Regions from separate parts of the Homo sapiens genome. Here region 2 is linked to region 1. The links are chromatin loops, found by intact Hi-C in ENCODE. Cell type or tissue: Caco-2. All regions are shown on one strand.

Region 1 (2,500 bases):
GACATTCTTCTGTAAGTTGGAATTATTTGATACACTTTATGCAACCAATACCAGTATGTGGCGTGTTTGGGGGTTTTTTAAGCAGCTCTGGAAGAGCAGAGGAGAGGGAGCTTGGTGGCACAGCAGCAGCAGCAGCAGGAGCTCTGGAAAGGGCAGGACCTTGTGCGCTGCCCTGATTTGCTCTGTGCACTTGGGCCAGCTACCTCCCCTATCTGGACCAGGGCCAGACACATGCTGCTATGTGTGTTGGTGGAGGTGGGGTGTGTGGCCATGCAGGGCTCCTCCGGAGCACAGCAGAGCAGCCGGTGTTTAAGGCACCAGAATTACCAGAAAGTTGTTGACATTTTAATGGAAAGGCAATGGAGGAAGCAGTGTGAAAGTCAGCCTGCTCAGGAGGGGTCACTGGGCAGAGCTTTCCTTACCTGTCCAGGGGTCCAGGCCCTGCCTGTGCCCTGAGTTAGAACCCAGGGCCGGCCAGGCGCGGTGGCTCACGCCTGTAATCCCAGCACTTTGGGAGGCCGAGGCGGGCAGATCACAAGGTCAGGAGATCGATACCGTCCTGGCTAATGCAGTGAAACCCCATCTCTACTAAAAATACAAAAATTAGCTGGGCGTGGTGGTGGGCGCCTGTAGTCCCAGCTACTCGGGAGGTTGAGGCCGGAGAATGGCGTGAACCTGGGAGGCGGAGCTTGCAGTGAGCTGAGATCACGCCACTGCACTCCAGCCTGGGTGACAGAGCGAGACTCTGTCTCAAAGAAAAAAAAAAAAGAACCCAGGGCCTGGGAAGCTTTGGGTCAACCCCCGAGAAAGCCTTCCCTGTTCTCCAGGGTGAACTCATCTCTGGTTCCTGAGCCTCAAATCTCTGAAGGGCAGAGTGGGGCATAGGTTTCAACTCAGCTGTGATTCTCCCAGAACGGTGCCAGGGCAGTGCTTGGTCGGGTAGGCTGTGGGTGGCAGTCTTCGGCTTAACACAAGAAATTGCCAGAGGCTGGCTCAGGGGGAAATGAGCTGCCCAGTCCTGGAAGTTTCCATGAAATGACTGAACATAGGGGCTGGTGGCCCCCATTAGGGAAGGGGTGGAGGAGGGTGTTGTGTGAGACCAACCTTTCAGTTGCTGGTTCACTAGGTTCCAAGCGAAAGGGAAGATGACTCAGCGGAGGGAATCAGGGAAGGCTGTGTAGGAGTCAGCACTTAAGCTGGACCTTGAGAGAGTGCGGCAGTTCCAGTGTTGAAAGGGACTTCAGAAACCGTCCCTCCAGCAGGACACACCATCCGTCACCAATTCACATGAGGCTCAGGGAGCTGAAGTCAGTTGCCCATGGTCACATAACAAGTTGTGCTTTAAAAAATTCAGAGAGTCCCCCAGGCAGGGCCCATCCAGGAGCCAGTGTGTGCAGCCAGCTTGGTAATTCAGGTCCAGTGGTTAATTAGTAACTGGAAGGCCCCGAAGCCAGCTTCCAGCAGGCAGGGCTGGGAGGTTGAACTTGAGCCGGTTTGGGAGCCAGGAGCGAGTGGGTGACAGGTCATTCCTGACTGGGAAGGTTGCTTGACAAGTCAGGATTGTGCCTCCAGTCAGAAGGACCATGAAGAGAGAGAAGAGGGCAGAGCCGTGCATGGGGCTGCTCCCCAGGACCTGAGCAGGAACCTGGAGTTTTCAGGTGAGAGGCTCACCTGTGAGCAGGATACCTGCCTGCTCGCCTATTGGTCTCCAGATTGACTAGTTACCTAGCTAACATCTTTCCTAGTACCTGTTTACTTTCTTTCCTTCCTTTCTTCCTTGGCGACTTCTTTCCCTTCTCCCTCCTTCCTTTCCTTCCTTCCCTCCCAACTATCTGCTTTCTCAGCTGCCTAATTTTCTTCCTCCTTAACTAACCAACTTACATCCTCACTTCCTTCCCACTGACTTCATTTTTTCCTTTTCTAGCTTTCTATTGTCTTCCTGAAATTCCAGGCCGTGGGCTTTGCAGTCAGATGGCCTGGGTTCAAATCCTGGTTATGTCATTTATTAACTGTCTTGATCATGTCACTTCCCTGTCCTTGCCTCAGTTTTCTCCTCCTTGAAACAGGGACGATGATAGTTCCTAACCCGTGGGGTTGTGGGAACAAAATAAGATCAAGTTGGCACTTGAACTGGGCAGGCGTGTAAATGAACAAGTTACAGTGAAGACAGGGACAGCAGCAGGAGAGGGTGCATGGGATCGGAGGGTCATCTGGCTTCCAGGAAAGGCAATGAGAACAGGTGAAAAGGTGAGCTGGAAAGACCAGGTTTGTTGGGGAATGTTCCAAGGAGAGAGAACTGTGTGACACTGTCCCACCCCCACACCCCATTTGGCAGGGCCAGGGAGCTGTAAGCAGGTCCATGTAACAGTGGGACAGAGGGAGGCAAGTCTGGGCTGTGGCAAGTTAGGAAAGGGACAGGCTTGAGGACTCATGGAGGGGCTTGAGTGGGAGTTTGCGGAGTCTGAAGAGTTAGGAGAATATATTGATGTCCAGCTTCTGG
Region 2 (2,500 bases), 130 kb after region 1:
CTGAAGGCTTAGAGTGCAAATGATCCGAGGATATTCTCTTAGACTGGGTGCTCAGTTAAGCTGTTACTCTCTGTTCACTTTTCAAGGAAAGAGTATTCTGCTTGGCACTCCAAAGAAGGTGGTGACTACTATGTGTCAGCACAGTACCTTTGTATTTTTAGTAGAGATGGGGTTTCACTATGTTGGCCAGGCTGGTCTTGAACTCCTGACCTCAGGTGATCCACCTGCCTCAGCCTCCCAAAGTGCTGGGATTACAGGCGTGAGCCACCGCGCCTGACCTGCCGCTTGCTTCTCACCACTATACTTCTATACACTTTTGTGGTACTATCCCGTCCTTCTGTATTACTCTATGCCTTTATTACTACATGTTTCTCTGCTACTCTACTCTGTGCTTTATGCTACTGTTCTACTGTAGATGTGTCTCCTCCCTGAATCTTCAGTGAGTGATGGAGTATGACGTAGTCTTCTGACCTTCCAGATAAAGAAACCAAGGCTTAGGGAGGTGAACAGTTCTGGGCCTTCTGCCCTCTTTGGCCACTTATCAGTCTGTGGGAGGTGAACAGGCCTTGCATCTGAGGTCAGCGTGAGACTCAGTGGAAATGAGCAGACAGTGTTGCTTATGGCTTCTACACATTCGAAGTGGGCAGGGAAGGGGGTGAGAGTTCCAAGCACATATCTTCAGTTTTATAATTTTTAAAAAATTTAAAATTTTTTTTTTCATTTTTATTTATTTTTGAGATGGAGTCTCACTCTGTTGCCCAGGCTGTAGTGCAGTGGCGCAATCTCGGCTCATCACAACCTCCACCTCCCGGGTTTAAGCGATTCTCATGCCTCAGACTCCCAAGTAGCTGGGATTACAGGTGCCTGGCATCACGCCCAGCACCTCCCAAAGTGCCAGGATTACAGGCGTGAGCCACTGTTCCTGGTCTTATATATACATTTTTTTTTTTTTTGAGGTGGAATTTTACTTTTGTTCCCAGGCTGGAGTGCAATGGCATCATCTTGGCTAACCACAACCTCTACCTCCTGGGTTCAAGCGATTCTCCTTCCTCAGACTCCCAAGTAGCTGGGATTACAGGCATGTGCCACCATGCCTGGCTAATTTTGTATTTTTAGTAGAGACAGGGTTTCTCTGTGTTGGTCAGGCTGGTCTCGAACTCCCGATCTCAGGTGATCTGCTCGCCTAGGCCGCCCAGAGTGCTGGGATCACAGGTGTGGTGAGCCACCGCACTCGGCAATTTTTTTTTTTTTTTAATTAAAAAAAATTTTGTTTTTTACCTGAACCTGACAGTAGCTGGTGCCATTTTATAATTTTTGCCATAGCCTGAATGATTCAGTTGCTTATTTCACAGAGCTTCGTGGAAATGCTCTGTAAATTATTAGGGCTAGAGACTTGTGAGACTTCATCTTGGAACTGAAAGAGACCTTAGAGTTCATCTAGTGGAAGATTCATTTACAGGAGCAGGAACTTGGCTTAGGGAGGTTAGTGATGTGCCTGATGGCACCCCACCCACAGAGCTGGGGTTCAAAGGCCCCCTGCTGCCCCCTGCAGGACAGACAATGCTGTGAAGAATCACTGGAACTCTACCATCAAAAGGAAGGTGGACACAGGAGGCTTCTTGAGCGAGTCCAAAGACTGCAAGCCCCCAGTGTACTTGCTGCTGGAGCTCGAGGACAAGGACGGCCTCCAGAGTGCCCAGCCCACGGAAGGCCAGGTGAGACAGCTGCTCAGCCTTTGGCTTGGTTTGATTTCACATTCATCTGACACCATCTCATTGAACACCTTGTCCACAGCTATTGGTCAGTTTCTGCCACAGAGTCTAAAAGTGGGCTCTGTGCTTCTGGGGCCTTGTGAGACTTCTGCACATAACTGGCACTTGTCTGCCTGCAGATGAAGGATAGCAGAGCAAGCTGATTATATAAAACTGTGAATTAGTTAAGGAGATCCTCAGCCTCCATCTCTCCTTGCTGGTGGCCACCTTCTTACCTGTTGCTCATTTTAATTTTTTAAAACTGAAAGCATGTTTGCAATAAAAAAATCAGAGGTGGCTGGGTGCGTTGGTTCACACCTGTAATCCCAGCAAGTTGAGAGGCTGAAGCGGGCGGATTGCTCAAGCCCAGGAGTTGGAGGCCAGTTCAGGCAACATGGTGAAACCTTGTCTCTATCTTTTTAATTAAAAAAAATTAAAAAATGTATTGAGTTGTAATTTACGTACTCTAATAAACAGTTTTGAGTTATGACAAAGCATACAGCCATGTAACCACTGTCACAGTCAAGGTATACAACAGTCCCATCACCCCAGAATTCCCTCGTGCTCCTTTTCTTAGCCTTTTTTCGGCCCTTAGCTCCTTGCACTGTGATCTGTTTTCTGTCTCTATAATTTTGACTTTTCTAGAAATTAACAATTAAAATCCTATAGTATTACATTTGCAGGCTGTTTTTTTTGAGACAGAGTTTTGCTCTGATGCCCAGGCTGGAGTTGCAGGGTGTGATCTTGGC

What was found. A loop is a pair of places that touch in the nucleus more often than their neighbours do. Peaks named below come from ENCODE experiments on the same cell type or tissue, not always from the same donor. Only the 100,000 strongest peaks of a DNase experiment are listed, where the experiment ranks them.
Region 2: it touches region 1 in a loop (2.7-fold over the local background); 6 of 110 quality-filtered maps call a loop at or near these places.

What each region holds. Positions count from the first base shown.
Region 1 is chr20:43,557,502-43,560,001 of GRCh38, forward strand. It overlaps SGK2 (serum/glucocorticoid regulated kinase 2), which reads left to right and starts at 1,526. Exons shown (of 13, transcript NM_170693.3): 1 at 1,526-1,658. In Caco-2, no CTCF peak of the experiment used is centred here; a DNase peak (open chromatin) is centred at 1,470.
Region 2 is chr20:43,690,605-43,693,104 of GRCh38, forward strand. It overlaps MYBL2 (MYB proto-oncogene like 2), which reads left to right. Exons shown (of 14, transcript NM_002466.4): 6 at 1,553-1,715. Among named protein-coding and RNA genes, the nearest start is that of MYBL2, 25 kb to the left of the region's middle. In Caco-2, a CTCF peak has its summit at 1,524 (motif pointing left); a DNase peak (open chromatin) is centred at 1,547.